Regions from separate parts of the Homo sapiens genome. Here region 2 is linked to region 1. A link is an interaction called in ENCODE POLR2A ChIA-PET data of the cell type or tissue named here. Cell type or tissue: MCF 10A. All regions are shown on one strand. Each heading gives the region's core, and the rest is flanking DNA. Links, peaks and the distances in the headings are about the cores only.

Region 1 (8,287 bases), core at 2,186-7,185:
TTGAGCATAAGCCCCACAAGGCTTTTAGACTCTGAAGAACAAGTTGAGTGAATTAAGTTTATTTCCTCCTTTGCCCTGTTTATGAACATCAGAGTCACATTTAATAGTAGTGAAAACTGGAAATTTGGACAGTGAGGAAAAGTTACATCTGTGTATTTGGACTTAGTTAAGTCATGTTCTTCTAAATTCTACTTACTCTAAACTTTATTGGCAACTATTGATATATTGTGTTTGTTAGATATTTATTCTTTTTTTTTCTTTTGAGACAGGGTCTTGCTGTGTCACTCGGGCAGTGGCATGCTCATGGCTCACTGCAGCCTTGACATCCCAGGCTCAAGCAATCCTTCCATCTCAGCCTCCCTAGTAGCTGGGACTATAGGCATGCACCACCACACCCAGATAATTTGTGTATTTTTTGTAGAGACAGGGTTTCACTGTGTTGCCCAGGCTAGTCTCAAAACTCCTGGGATTAAGTGATCCACTTGCCTTGGCCTTCCAAAGTGATGGGATTACAGGCATCAGCCACCACACCCAGCATCAGAGATTTATTCTGATAAGTGGATACACATGGTTTTTTTACATGTACATAGATGTATAGATACACATATATGTTTTAGAGCAAATGTTTAGCTTAAGGCTCCTCGTGCAAAATGTTCTGTTGAGCACCACTGCAGTCCAAGGAAAAAAACAGATGGTTGGTTCACTTTCCACAACCAAGCCCAAAACCCCATTTACCAATCAAAATTGTAGGCACTATGCTTAAGAAAAAATGATCAATGTTTCTAAGCCAACCCAAGCCTCAACTGTCCCACCTAAACAGTTGCCAAGACTTGATATGAATGTTCACCTATGAAACCTGCCTCAGTCTTTCTTGACTCCTATTTCTAGCCTGGGAGCCGATATTTCTTGTTTTTTTTTTTTTCATTATTCTTATTTTTTAAGACAGAGTCTTACTTTGTCTCCCAGGCTGCAGTACAGTGGCACGATCTCGGCTCACTGCAACCTTCGCCTCCTGGGTTCAAGCGATCCTCCTGCTCAGCCTCCCAAGTAGCTGGGACTACAGGTGCCCACCACCATGCCTGGCTAATTTTTGTATTTTTAATAGAGACAGGGTTTTGCCATGTTGGCCAGGTTGGTCTCGAACTCTTGACCTCAGGTGATCCACCTGCCTTGGCCTCCCAAAGTGTTGGGATTACAGGCATGGGCCACCACGCCCAGCCTCCTGTTTTTTATTTTTCATTCTTTTAAAATAAAGATAGGATCTTGCTATATTGCTTAGGCTGGTCTCGAACTCCTGGCCTCAAGTGACGCTCTCATCTCGGCCTCCAAAAGTGTGGAGTTACAGGGGTGAGCCACTGTGCCCTGCCAAGTGTTTCATGTTCTGATGAATTAAATATGTGTCCTATGGGAGGTGGGCCATATGAACAACCCGAAAGGACAACACAGTGTTCATAGAGTCACCCTGCAAATTAGCCTCACGGCTGTCATGGTGTGAAATGACGGGGTGGGACACCCCCTTGACTTTGTTTACTGTAGGGACATCATTTGGCCCCAGAGATCAGTGGCAGGGACAGCCTTTGTAGTTATTAGATTCTGTTGCCTTAGCTCTCTGGGTCCAGAAAGTTGTGAATGGAGATTCCATGTAGAAATTGGAAATTCTTACCCAAAAAATCCCACCTCTGAATAGCCCAGAGGTGCGTACATCAAAGGAGGCCACTGTTTGTTTGTTTTTCTTGGCCAAGTGGGAGGAGGAATGCGGGAGAGCTCAGAACATTCCCAGAGAAAATGAGGGCCCTGACTTGATATGTTGTTCTCGATTCCTTTCTGAGTGAATTCCACGGCCGATAAACTGGCTCGGGCACAACTGTTCACAGCTGCATGTAGGATGTTGCAGGGGACACAATGGCTGCTGTGTGTGCAGGAGGACAAACAGTCCCACACAGGCCTGAGCCTGAGCAACAATGAGCGACAAACGGCCTTCAATACAATGCATTCATTTCCTGTAATAACACTGGGGTAAATGCGGCCTGGGAGGCCAGTTCCACCTGACAGAGACGCTCCACTTCATGCAATCGTTTTCAGAGGCCCGCTTTTCATGAAGAAAGACACATATAAAAAGGAGAGAGATGGCAAGCGGCTGAGGGTTTTCTTTTCCCCTCCTGCAAAGCAAGATATAATTAAAACCATGTATATTTTTAATGCCTAGATAAAACAGTGTGGTAAAAATACTGTCGAGGTGTTAGAAGCTATTTCAATTTTTAGTCTTTCTGACACTAACTGCTCGTGATTCACCATCGCTGCTAAAAATACTGGCAGGCGGCAGCCTGAGCTTCTCTGCTTCCCAGCAGGTAGACTGGCTCTAACGTGAGCTTACCTCCCTGTCCTGCCAGAGCTTCCATCCTCATGTAGGTAAGAGTACTACTGGGAATTGGCTTGACAGCCTATAATAATAATAATTGGCTGGGCGTGGTGGCTCATGCCTGTAATCCCAGCACTTTGGGAGGCCGAGATGGGCGGATCGCCTGAGGTCAGGAATTCGAGACCAGCCTGGCCAACATGGTGAAACCCCGTCTCTACTAAAAATACAAAAAATTCGCTGGGCATGGTGGTGGGCGCTTGTAATCCCAGCTACTTGGGAGGCTAAGCCAGGAGAATTACTTGAACCTGGGAGGCGGAGGTTGCAGTGAGCCAAGATTGTGCCACTGCACTCCAGCTTGGGCGACAGAGCAAGACTCTCTCATAAAAAAAATAATAATAATTAATAAAGCCCTAATAATAATCAAGATGATGATGATAGCTAACATCTACTGAGTGCTTACTAAGTAGCCAGTCTGGGTCTAATTGCCTGAATCCTCATAAGAACCCTATGAGGTAGGGATCATTATTCATCTTGGGTGAGGAACCGAGGCATTGAGAGATTAAGCAACTTGCCCAAGCTCACAACTATTCATCCTTTTCAATATATACCCGGGTTCCGGGTGCAGTGGCTCACACCTGTAGTCCTAGCACTTCGGGAGGCCAAAGCGGGTAGAATGCCTGAGGATAGGAGTTTGAGACCAGCCTGGGCAATGTGGCAAAAATCATGTTGATTTAAGAGCCAATAGTAATAATAATTAATAAAGCCCTAATAATAATAAAGATGATGATGATAGCTAACATCTACTGAGCATTCTACTGGACCACAATTGTGCACCACCATACCCAGCTAATTTTAAAATTTTTTGTAGAGATGTGGGTCTTGCTATGTTGCTTAGGCTGGTCTCGAACTCCTTACTCCAGTGATCTTCTTGTCTTGGCCTCATGAAGTGCTGGGATTATAGGCATGAGTCTCCGTGCTTGGCCTTTCTCCTCATTTTATAATTGAGAGGCATGTGGGCAGGAGTGAAGTGTCCCGGCTAATACCACTCAGGTAGTTCAAGACAGAGCCAGGACTAAAATCAAAGTCTGCTCTTTCTACCTGTATAAAAGAAGAAACTCAGTTAGAACCATTTATTACATACTTACTGAAAACTGAATTAATATCTATACTAATAAGTGTCCTGGCAGGGATTTGATAGGAAAGAAATAGAATGTATGATTTTATGATTTCTACCATCCCAAGGCTTGTGATTTTCCTGAGGACACACAGGATGCATAAATACAAGCCTTGATGGACATAATCTTACCTTGGCAATCCAGCACACACGTAAGAACAGAGGGAATGTGACTTCCAGGATCACCTGCTTAGGATGGTGATAATCCAGGAGGAGATAGACAGGAGGAGTGTGAATTGGTACAGAGAAAGTAAAAAGCATTTGTGAGACGAAGTAGCAAACAGAAGCCATATCTGCTCATTTCTGCTTGCCAGCATAATTTCACCAAGCACCTGGCTCTGTGGTGACGTGCAGATCTCTGGAGGGATGCTTTAAAGACAAAACAGGACAGAGCATATGGCCGTCTGTGTCTCTTACTTGGGTCACCATATTCCTTAAAGATAAATGACCCTTGTCCTTGTCTTTCCTTAAACATAAGATAACTTTTTTTTTTTTTCATTTTGAGACAGAGTCTTACTCTGTTGCCCATGCTGGAGTGCAGTAGCTTGATCTCGGCTCGCTGCAACCTCTCCTGGGTTCAAGCGATTCTTCTGCCTCAGCCTCCTGAGTACCTGGGATTACAGGCACACAACACCACACCCGGCTAATTTTTTTTGTATATTTTTAGTAGAGACGGGGGTTTCACCATGTTGGCCAGGCGGGTCTCGAACTCCTGACCTCAAGTGATCCACCCACCTCAGCTTCCCAGAGTGCTGGGATTGTAGGCCACTGTGACTGGCCAACATAAGATAACTTCTGATGAGTTTAGTGACTATGTTTTTGTAATCTATAACTAGATGGACTCTTATACCTCAACCTTGTTGTGATTCTGCTTCAAAGTAATTACTTTTAATAGCAAAAACCACAATTACATTTGCACCAATATAATAACTTCTGAGTACGTTGGATGTGATCTGTCATCATAAACTCCCCCCTCCTGTATATAAGCTGTGAGCTAAAACACTGGTTGGGAGATTTCTGACAAAATCTCCTCTCTGAAAGACTCCTCCAGAGCTATAGGCCTCAGTCCACAGTCCTCAGTAAGACTTCTGAATAAAACTAACTTTAATTCATTAAAAACTTGTTTTTTCTTTTCTTTCGTCCACACATTCAATGTGGAAATACGATTTGTGCAGAAGGACAAAGAAGCCACGAGTGAAAGCCAGGAGCATAGTTGCAAACAGGTTTGTTTGGCTGGCACAGAGATGATGTATCAAGTCATGAGAAAGGACTTCATGAACAGTGACCAACTTTAAAAATATTCCTGGGGCGGGCACGGTGAGCCGAGATTGCGCCACTGCACTCTGTCCTGGGCAAAAGAGCGAGACTCCGTCTCAAAAAAAAAAAAATATTCCTGTCATACCTTGAGGTAGCTAGCTGTTTGACATTTGAGACACAGAGGCAGGATGTGGTGACTCACTCCTGTAATCTCAGCTCTTTGGGAGGCTGAGGTGGGAGCAAGTCCTGAGTCCAGGAGTTTGAGAAAAGCCTGAACAACATAGCGAGACCCTGTCTTTACAAAAAAATAAACCAAATTAGCCAGGTGTGGTGGCACGCACCTGTAGTCCCAGCTACTCGGGAGGCTGAGGTGGGAGGACTGCCTGAACCTAGGAAGTCAAGGCTGTAGTGAGCTGTGATTATGCCACTGCCCTCCAGCTTGGGTGACAGAGTGAGACCGTGTCTCAAAAAAACCAAAAGCCTAGGTGTGGTGGCTCACACCTGTAATCTCAGAACTTTGGGAGGCAGAGACAGGTGGATCACTTGAGGTCAGGAGTTCAAGATCAGCCTGGTCAACATGGTGAAACCCCGTCTCTACTAAAAATACAAAAATTAGCTGGGCATGGTGGTGCACGCCTGTAGTTCCAGTACTCGGGAGGCTGAGGCAGGAGAATCACTTGGACCTGGGAGGCAGAGGTTGCAGTGAGCTGAGATTGCACCACTGCACTCCAGCCTGGATGACAGAGTGAGACTCCGTCTCAAAACAGCAACAACGAAACCAGACATTTGAGACACTGAAGACTGCCATAGTTTGATAGCTAAGGGACAAACCCAATTATAGGCAAAACAGTGAAATTACCTGCGTGGTTTCCCAGCAGGCCCCATGAGCAACCATTAGTGATCTCAATGGTGTTAATGGAGCTACATAAATCAGTCAAGAACAGTGATGGAACTTCTTACTGTAGTCCAGGTGCAGTGCTGGGCTCCGGGATAGGATGAACAAGATGGACCCAGCCCTGCCCTGAATGTGTGTTCTTTGTAGGTACAGTTCCAGCAAGAAACCAGCTCTCTTTATGTCGTTGAAAAGTAGGGAAGTGTAGCAGTTCTCAGGAGCCGTAAATAATGAATACGTGTTTCACGGCTGTTTAAATGAGTGAATAAAATCGCTGTGCTCATTCTGTCCTGTCACTGTCTCATGCAGTGAAATGGGCATCTTAACCACAGCTTAAAGGGAGCTGAAGACAGCAGGGAGGACTCAGGCCATCCAGCCTGGGATACCCTGCCCGCACATTTCTGTACCAAGAGCCGGTCAACTTCAAAATCAGTCTATGAGAGACCTAGTCATTACAACACACAAGGTTTCCTTCCTTCCTTTCTTTTTTTTTCTTTTTCTGAGACACGGTCTTGTTCTATAGCCCAGGCTGGAGTGCAGTGGTGTGATCATGGTTCATTGTAGCCACAAACTCCTAGGTTCAAGTGACCCTCCTGCCTCAGCCTCCCAAGTAGCTGGCACTACAGGTGCATGCCATCATACCAGGGTTTTTTTTTTAAATTTTTTTATTTTTTTAGATATGGGGTCTTGCTACATCGTCCAGGCTGAATACAAGGTTTTCCGAACAAGCTTCAGACTAGAATCAGAAGGCTCTGGGCTAGTGGAGAGGGCGTACAGGGAGAGTCAGGAGAAAGTCGGTCTGGTGGATGGTCAGCAGATGATGAATCAGTTTTGGCTTTGCCAAGTTATTTAACCTTTCTGAGCCTTAATTTACTCATCTGGAAAATGGGGAAAATACAGAGCAGGTTCTGGAGGCAGGCAAGCTAAAATTTTAATCACTTTTAGCAATTTGACCCTGAGAAACTACTTTCAGCTTCCCTTCGCCTGTTTCCACTTGTGTAAAATGAGAGTGATTATGATCTATCTCAGGGCTATAAGAATGAAATATGATAATACATGTTAAGTGTTTAAGACTGTGTCTGGTGCATGGTGTTTAATAAATGTCAGCAGTATGTATACTAGGATGGGTCTGAGGATTGGAGAAACGGATGCAAAGCACCTAACATCCTGCCTGACACATAATGGGTGGCTGATAAGCATCAGCTATCATGCGACTTTGAGCAACCCGATAAATATTTTTTAAACAAATGCCCACAGGAGGAATGTGTCTTTTTCATCTTTGACTCTCTGCCACTTAGAGGTATTAGTTTCTTATTGCCGCTGCAACAAAATAGCACACATTTAGTGACTGAAAACAACACAAGTTTATTACGATATCTCTGGAAGTCAGAAATCCAAAACGGCCTTCATTAGGCTAAAGTCAAAGTGTCAGCAGAACTGCTTTCCTTTTAAAGGCTGCAGGGGAGACCCTTTCCCTGCTTTTTCCAGGTTCCAGAGACTTCTTGCATTTCTTGGCTCATGTCCGCTTCTTCCGTCTTCACAGCCAGCAGTGAAGCATCTTCAAATTTCTGTCTATGACTCTGACCTCACTTCTGCCATCTCATCTCCTTCTCTGAGTCTAACTCTCCTTCTCTCTCTCTCTCTCTATTTATTTATTTTTTGAGATGGAGTTTCGCTCTTGTTGCCCAGGCTGGAGTGCAATAGCGCGATCTCAGCTCACTGCAACCTCCGCCTTCCCGGGTTCAAGCAATTCTCCTGCCTCAGCCTCCTGCGTAGCTGGGATTACAGGAATGTGCCACCACACCCGGGTTCCTCCTTCTCTTATAAGGAGGTTACGCTGGACTCACCCAGCTAATCAAGGACAATCTCTCCATCTCAAGATCCTTAACTTAAATCGCACATCTGGAAAGTCCATTTTGCCAGGTAAGGCAACATAGTCACAGATTCTAAGGATGATGATGTGGAAGTCTTTGGAGAGCCACAATATCATCGCCACAGTAGGAATGAATGAACGGTGTGCTGCACATAAGCATGGCCTTCTGGAGCTTCTGTTCACCACCTGATCTTGTCCCATTTGTCTCATGCTGAACAAGTCTGCCCTGGACCTTATGTAAATTCCAGGGACATTTGACTTGGCCATAGGCCTTTCCAAATGCTAGCAGTTTAACAGCCTTGCCTCAGAGAAAAAGGCAGTTTATGATGAAAATAACCATCTCAGGCTACTTTTTTTTAAGAGACCGAGTCTGCTGTGTCAACCAGGCTTGAGTGCAGTGGCGCAATCATAGCTCACTGCAGCCTTGAACTCCTGGGCTCAAGTGATCCTCCCATCTCAGCTTCCTGAGCAGCTGGGACTACAGGTGTGTGCCACCATGCCCAGCTAATTTTTTTTTTAATTTTTTAAATTTTTTTGTAGAGACAGATTCTCGCCATGTTGCCCAGGCTGGTCTCAAACTCCTGGCTTCAAGCAATCCTCCTGCCTTGGCCTCCAAAAGCACTGGGATTATAGGCACGAGCCACCCTGCCCAGATTCAGGCTATTTCTTGATTTCTACTTCTTTGTCCCAAGTTAATTATAAGCATCTCATTTGCTATTGATGATACATTTA
Region 2 (8,287 bases), core at 1,737-6,736, 82 kb before region 1:
ATGAAGATGAGAACTGTATCCTTAAAAGGTAAGTGTTGGCTTTGCTAATGACATAATATTGTTTTGGTGAACCAATATCAAGGGAAAAAATGTCAAAGCCAAAAATAGAGGCAAAGTATCCCAGCCCCTGGTGTGGAAGGCCATTCTATGATAATCTATGAATGATTTCTACTCTGAATATGTTAACAGAAGCTGGCACATCTGAGAAGCACAAGTGTTTGCTAGTGAATCCACAAATGAAATTTGCAATTTGGGTTGAAGCCTTTGCAAAACTACGTTAAGACCAATAGCCCTCAGAAGAGTAAGGGGTTTTGTTTTGTTTATTTCTTATTCACACATTACCAAAAAGACACATTACATGCTAATATTACTTTGAAAGAGCAAAAGACTTTTTTTTTTTTTTTGAGACGGAGTCTCACTTTGTCATCCAGGCTGGAGTGCAGTGGTGTGATCTTGGCTCACTGCAACCTCTGCCTCCTGGGTTCAAGGGATTCTCGTGCCTTAGCCTCCCCAGTAGCTGGGACGACAGGCATGCACCACCACACCCAGCTAATTTTTGTATTTTTTAGTAGAGACAGAATTTTACCATGTTGGCCAGGCTGGTCTCGAACTCCTGACCTCAGGTGATCCACCCACCCCGCCCTCCCAAAGTGCTGGGATTACAGGCGTGAGCCACCATGCCTGGACAAAAAAAGCAAAAGATTTTCATGTTGAACTGAATAGCTACAGAAATCCCACCACACTTGCAAGGCATTTAACTATTGTAATTGAGAGAAGGGAATGATTCTCCACAATCAGCAATTTCTAGGACTCTTCCTTCATCTCTTTTAAACAAATAATGTAAATGATTTACTAATTTATTGTTCTGCATTTGCTAAATATGTATCTTATTATTTCTCTCCACATGATTACTATCTTTGATGATTAATTTCTAGAAGGCAATGACATTATTTAATTCATTATATACAATGCCTAGTAAAGTGCCACACACAATAAATATTCTTGAATAATTTATCTGCCCTCAGTTTATTGTCATCTTTTCCTCCTCTGGACTAGAATACTGGTGTTTATTTTTGGGTTTGTTTGTTTGTTTGTTTGTTGCTGTTACTTGATTATAAACAATCTTCTTTTGTTACACGGATATATTGTGGGAAAAAAATAATAAATCTTATTTAGCTAAATATTATCTCCTTTTTTAATCTGGATTATAAACTTCTCTAGAGGAGATTCCTGGAGCTTTTACTACTTTCACATCCCCACAATATCTACCACATCTTTTACACATAGAAATTACTACAGAATTATTCAAGAAATAAAAGATGGTTATGTCACTATTATTGATAAATATTTATACCTCAAGAAATTCCTGGCTGTACAGGTCCAATAACAGTACAGGTCACAGGAAGATATATGTATAGGCCTATGTGAATATGCCTAAAACAAAGAGTGTAAATTATAAGAGGTATCCACAAAGAGAACACTTGGTATGGGCCTCAACTTTCGGAAATGCCACATTTTATCTCCTTATCGAAACTTCTCTGGCCAGGCGCTGTGGCTCACACCTGTAATCCCAGTACTTTGGGAGGCCCGAGTGGGTGGATCACTTGAGGTCAGACATTCGAGACCAGCCTGGACAACATGGTAAAACCCCATCTCTACTAAAACTACAAAAATTAGCTGGGCATGGTGGCACGGTCCTGTAATCCCAGCTTACTCAGGAGGCTGAGACAGGAGAATTGCTTGAACCTGGGAGGCAGGGCCAAGCCTGGTTGACAGAGTGACACTCCATCTCAAATAAATAAATAAATAAACTTCACTGCCAGCGATTTAGCTGTTTTTCAGCCATAAGACCATCCTAAAAATTAATATCACTTACATTTTGGTAGAAACTATAAAATTTCACCCCAAAGCTTATCCATAATCATATATCAAAAGTTTTCTTTAGATCCAAATTATTATTCAGCATTAGAATTTCCATAATTAAAATTTAGTGGTATGCTAGTCATAGTCATCAACATTGTTAAGTTTATTTATATGTTTTAAGAAAAAATATGAATAAAAAATCCATGTGCAAGTTTTTATTTTATCCTAAGAATCGTGACTTTCATTTATAAGTATTCCAACTTTCCTTAAAAATATGAGACTAGTTTTTAAAATGTTTCCACCCACCCAACTAAATATGAGTTGGAACATTGTGAAAATACAGTGCAATCTGGAGAAACCCATATTACAACTGGAGAATTGAAATATGTTTTTATCATTTTGGAATAGAATGCTAAATTCCAAACATTTTAACTAGGAAACTGTGCTAGCAGTTGATTTTTAATATCATAGGCCTAATCCAAAGTAATCAAATCTTTTCATCAAAAAAAATAAAAAGTTCTAGCCTTCCCTTTCATTGTCATTGAGCAGAATCAGGAAAGACACCTAAAGACTTCTCTATTCCTTGATTCAAGAAACTCTGAGTATCTTTCAATATTGTCTAGCACTGTAGATTCCATTCCTCTATCCCTATAATTGCTTGCATTCCTTATTAATCCAAAAGTCAACTAACCAAGGCTTCTTCCCTCAGATAGGAAAAGATCGCAGGGCAATATGTGGTAATTCACATCTGGGCTTAAGTAGGATAGATGGCAGGCTTACATAACCTTTCTCCTCAAAGATTTTTTCAATTATATTTTAATTTTTAAAAATTACGAAGTAAAAAAGAAAAAAACAAACACTAAAACTATGAAGGGGCCCAATCTCATACCACATTTTACGAACCCATTCTCATGCCTCCTTCCAGCTTTCTTCTGTGGCTCCTCATTGCTTGAATCCAACAAGAAGCCTGGGGTCCTCAAAGATAATTCATCCACCCTGTTTCTTTCAATATAAATAGAAATTTTAGATAGTAAATATTCATCAAAGATGAATGAAAAGGAAATAAGACTGACATAAACATTTTAAATTGTGATATTGGGGAAGAGATGAAATAAAGGAATATATTCTAAAAAGAAAAGATATATTATGGAAGAAGATTAACCCCAGTAAGCAGAAGAAATATAGAGACAAATGTTTCATACCCCGAAGAAAATAAAATATATCAAAAGTGAAATCACAAGAGAATGAATGAAATATAAAAGATGTTAGAATGGCTAAGAGAAGGTATTGAGAGGGAAAAATCATACCGTTGCAGAAATAATACATGAATTAGAAATAAGAAGAAATAAGAAATGTCTGGCCGGGCACAGTGGCTCATGCCTGTAATCCTAGCACAGAGGCCAAGGTGGGAGGATCACTTGAGCCTGGGAATTCAAGACCAGCCTGGGCAACACAGTGAGACCTCATCTCTATTTTTAAAAAATAAAAATAAGAAATATCTAGCAGAAAATTGTGGGATGGATGACAGATTTGTTTTAAAGCACATCAAATACAAAGGAAAAGGACAAAGATTAAAGTGATTAGACAGGAGATGAAAAATATAGAAGACAACAGAAATCTGATTTAGAGAAATTGATGTCTCTGACAGAATTTACAACTAATGAAACTAAAAAAAATTTTTTTCAAAGATATACTATGGTAGCCTGCTAAATGTTCCCCCAAATCTGTTCTCTCCTTCTCCTATAATAGTAGTATTTTAGTTAGGCACCTGGTTAACAAGCTAGACTTTCTATCTAGGTGTGTCTAGGTGTGGCCATGACTAAATTCTAGGCAATGAAATGTGGGCAGGAATGATTGTGTGTCACTCTGGAAGTCTTCCCTTAAAAGGCTTAGATCTGTGCCTTCCTAGACCCTTCCCCGATTCACAGTGACTGGAGGTAGGGTTGCCAAGTTTAGCAAATAAAAACAATGAGCACACAGTTCAATTTGAACATCAGATAAACAACAGATAACTTTTTAGTATAAAAAAGCCTCATTCAAATTGGTGTTTGAAACCAAAAAAAAAAAAAAGAAAAGAAAAATGTTGCAGGCAATAAACAAATCAGATTTTAGTGTGTGTCTCATTAAAAAAAAAACTGTTGGGCATAGTGGCTCACACCTGTAATCCAACACTTTGGGAGGCCGAGGCATAAGGATTTTTTGAGCCCAGGAATTCAAGACCAGCCTGGTCAACATAATTAGACCTATCTCTACAAAAACATTTAAAAATTACCTGGGTGTTGTAGCTAATTTTTAGCCCAAGCTATTCTTGAACTCCCAGCCTCAAGCAAGCTTCACACCTTAGTCTCCCAAAGTTCTGGGATTACAGGCATGAGCCACTGCACCCAGCCTTTCAGCTGCTTTTAAATGTGAATGACCACATGATTCAATCTTTAAGTCACATTATTTGTTTTCTTCAAAATTTTTCTTATCAATTAATGCTGAGAAAAATTTTTAGGTGAGTAATGGTTTTCTTTTGGGTCAGGGATCATTAAACTTTTTCTGTAAAGGGCCAGATAGATAATATTTTAGGCTTTGCAGTGCCACGCGACCTCTGTTGCAACTACTCAACTCTGCTGTTACAGTACTAAAGCAGGGATGGACAACGTATAAATGAATGAATGTGGCTGTTTCTATAAAACTTGATAACAGATAGAAGACTGGATTTGGTATATGTGCCACAGTCGGCGAACCCCTGCATTAGGTAATTCACTTTGATTTGCTTGTAGGATTTCTTTTCTTTTTTGAGACAGAGTCTCACTCTGTTGTTGCCCAGGCTGGAGTACAGTGGCATGATCTCGGCTCACTGCAACCTCCACCTCCTGGGTTCAAGCAATACTCCCATCTCAGCCTCCCGAGTAGCTGAGACTACAGGTGCCCGCCACCATGCCTGGCTAATTTGGTATTTTTAGTAGAGACGGGGTTTCGCCATATTGGTCAGGCTGGTCTCAAACTCCTGATCTCAAGTCATCCACCCGCCTCAGCCTCCCAAAGTGCTGGGATTACAGGCTCGAGCCACCGTGCCCTGCCGGATTTCTTTTCTTATATGAAAGTTTAGTAACTTCCCCCAAGTCACTATTCTGTTTTCATAATCCCTGAAACATGATAAATTTTTTTTTAATTAAAAAAAGTTTTTTAGTAGAGACAGTGTCTCACTATATTGGCCAGGCTGGTATTGAACTCCTGGGCTCAGGTGATCTTCCTGCCTGGGTTTCCCAAAGTGCTAGGGTTACAGGCATGAGCCACTGCACCTGGTCAATCCTTTTAATCCTTGGAATTGCAAGAAAGTTTTCACATATTGGTTAGGACAAAGGCTAAGCTCTTGCACCAAAATGTTTTTTAAATACCACAGTACTTGTATTTAGAAGTGGCTACAAAGAAAGTTATGTCTTTTTCAGGTAATGATCCCCAAGTATGCTCTTCAGGCCTGCTACAATAGCTCCATTGTCTTCCATAGGTGGTTTCATCTCTGGGTCAAAGGCAGATGCTCCAGTTCTATCTCCAATAGGGTTCCCAGATAAAATATAGGATACCCAGTTCAACTTGAATTTTATTTATTTATTTATTTATTTGAGATGGAGTCTCCCCCTATTGCCCAGGCTGGAGTGCAGTGGCGCGATCTCGTCTTACTGCAACCTCTGCCTCCCAGGTTCAAGCGACTCTCCTGCCTCAACCTCCTGAGTACCTGGGATTACAGGTGCATGCCACCATGCCCAGCTAATTTTTTATTCTTTTTTTTTTTTTTTTTTGTATTTTTAGAAGAGACGGAATTTCACCATGTTGGTCAGGCTAGTCTCAAACTCCTGACATTGTGATCCGCTCGCCTCAGCCTCCCAAAGCACTGGGATTACATGCGTGAGCCACCATGCCTGGCCCCTCAACTCGAATTTTAGATAAACGACAAATACATTTTTAGGATAAATTTTGTTGTTGTTGTTTTTGAGACAGGGTCTTGCTCTGTTGCCTAGGCTGGAATGCAGTGGTGCCATCATCGCTCACTGCAGTCTTGACCTCCTGGGCTCAATTGATCCTCCTACCCGAGCCTCCCAAGTAGCTCAGGGACCACAGATGTGCACTACCATGCCTGGCTAATATTTTTTAAATTTTTTTGTAGAGACAGGGTCTTGCTATGTTGCCCAATCTGGTTGTATGTTATTTAATCTGCCTTAAATAATGGTTTGAGTGACCAAGTAATTAGAAACAAAATGAAAAAACAAGCTACAGTCTATCAGAAGATATATGCAACTGATATAACCCACCAAGGATTTATTTATTTATTTATTTATTTGCGACGGAGTCTCGCTCTGTCGCCCAGGCTGGAGTGCAGTGGCATGATCTCGGCTCACTGCAACCTCTGCCCCTCCAGGTTTAAGCAATTCTCTGCCTCAGCCTCCGGAGTAGCTGGGATTACAGGCGCGTGCCACCACGCCTGGCTAATTTTTTGTATTTTTAGTAGAGACGGGGTTTCACCATCTTGGCCAGGCTGGTCTTGAACTCCTGACCTCCTGATCCACCCGCCTCAGCCTCCCAAAGTGCTGGGATCACAGGCATGAGCCACTGTGCCCGGCCTCCCACCAAGGATTTATAGCCTGAGCCTCCATAAACCAATAACTAAAATAGAAAAGATGAATAGGCAATTTATGAAAGAGAAAATACATGTTTTCACCAAACATAATAAAAGATGCCCAGTATCACTGAAATCAGGATAATGCAAATTAAAATGATAATAAGACCAATTTCAAATCCATCAGACTGGCAAAAATCAGTCTGAAAACAGCAAATGCTGAACTGAGGTCAGGAGTTCAAGACCAGCCTGGTCAACATGGTGAAACCTCGTCTCTACTAAAAGTACAAAAATTAGCTTGGCATGGTCGTGGGCGCCTGTAATCCCAGCTACTCTCGGGAGGCTGAGGCAGGAGAATCACTTGAACCTGGGAGGCGGAGGTGGCAGTGAGCTGAGATCGTGCCATTGCACTCCAGCCTAGGCGACAGCGTGAGACTCTGTCTCAAAACAAAACCAGTAAATGGCAGCTCAAGTTGCTCAGGCCCCAAACCCTGAATAATAGGAAATGACTAGCTCCACTTCGAAATTCAAGAGGTCTCAAATTAAAGACACCCTAATCTGCCCTTTCCACGTTAAGTGGCAATTCTGTTCATACTGCTGCTCCAGACTAAGAACTTCAAAACAGCCTTGACCCCTCTTTCTCTCCCACCCCACATCCCCACATCAGTAAACTCTGTCAGCAACACCATCATATTATATCTAGAATCTGATCACCTCCACAGCGGTCACCCAAGTCCACGTGAAGTCATCGATCACCTGGATGAGTTGACAGCCTTCAGCTAGTCTTCTGCTCTGTCTTTACTAGTGTCTACTCTCAATACAGGAGCCAGTGCAACCCTTTTAGAGCCTAAATCAGGTCTTGTCTCTTCTTTGCTTAAAACTCTCTGATGGCTTCCCATTTCACTCAGATGAAAAGCCAAAATCTTTACAGTAGTTTACTTCATGCTACTGATCCACCTCCAGGCTATACCAATCTGCTTAAAGTTCATCAGGCACCGAGGCTTTCCCCCACCTCATCTGTCACTCACCTACTGTTTGCACCTGTTATTCCCCAAGGCTAGACTATGCTTCTCCCTGCCAGATATCCACTCTCCTCATTTGATTCAGGCTTTTGCTCAAACATGTCTTCCCTAACCATCCTACTTAAAATAGCACCATAGTCACCTACCTGACTCCACCCCACCCCAATTACCCTTTCTTTCCACCTTCACCCCTTATACATACTTTATTTAATTTTTCAAAAAGCACTTATTGCCACCTATTGTTTTATTTTTTATTTATTGCCTGTCTTCTCAGCCTAGAATGTAAATCTCAGAAGAACAGGAAATAAGTCTATTTTATTTTTTGCTGTATCCCTAGTGCCTAGAACAAATCCTGACATACACTAGACACCCCATAGAATATAAATGGAAGAGTTTGGGCACAGTGGCTCATGCCTGTAATCCCAGCGGTTTGGGAGACCAAGGTGGGAGGATTGCTAGAGCCCAGGAGTTTCAGGTTGCTGTGAGCTGTGATTGCACAGATGCCCTCCAACCGTGGTGATATAGCAAGACCCTGTCAGAAAGAGAAAGAGGAATAGCAAGAGAAGAGGAAAAGAGAAGAGAAAAGAAAAGAAAAGAAAAGAAGGAAAAGAAAGAGAGAAGAATGTACCGTAAACCCAGAGGCTTCCTGGGAGATGGGAATTTTTTTTCTGGATCTTTAATTCTTATGCAATTTAAATGTTTCTGGGGCATAAATAAAGAAATTATCTAAAATCCTTTATCTAAAGCATGAATGATAAATATATGATAGAAATAACCAGGCATGGTAGCTCATGCCTGT

Evidence for each region. ChIA-PET counts read pairs that join two places held together with the same protein. Peaks named below come from ENCODE experiments on the same cell type or tissue, not always from the same donor. Only the 100,000 strongest peaks of a DNase experiment are listed, where the experiment ranks them.
Region 2: POLR2A ChIA-PET joins it to region 1 with 5 read pairs; 3 of 35 experiments call an interaction of 5 or more read pairs at or near these places.

Annotation. Positions count from the first base shown.
Region 1 is chr10:24,810,195-24,818,481 of GRCh38, forward strand. No RefSeq gene overlaps it. Among named protein-coding and RNA genes, the nearest start is that of ARHGAP21, 90 kb to the left of the region's middle. In MCF 10A, for the core only: no CTCF peak of the experiment used is centred there; a DNase peak (open chromatin) is centred at 4,887.
Region 2 is chr10:24,728,422-24,736,708 of GRCh38, forward strand. No RefSeq gene overlaps it. Among named protein-coding and RNA genes, the nearest start is that of ARHGAP21, 8.7 kb to the left of the region's middle. In MCF 10A, for the core only: no CTCF peak of the experiment used is centred there; no DNase peak of the experiment used is centred there.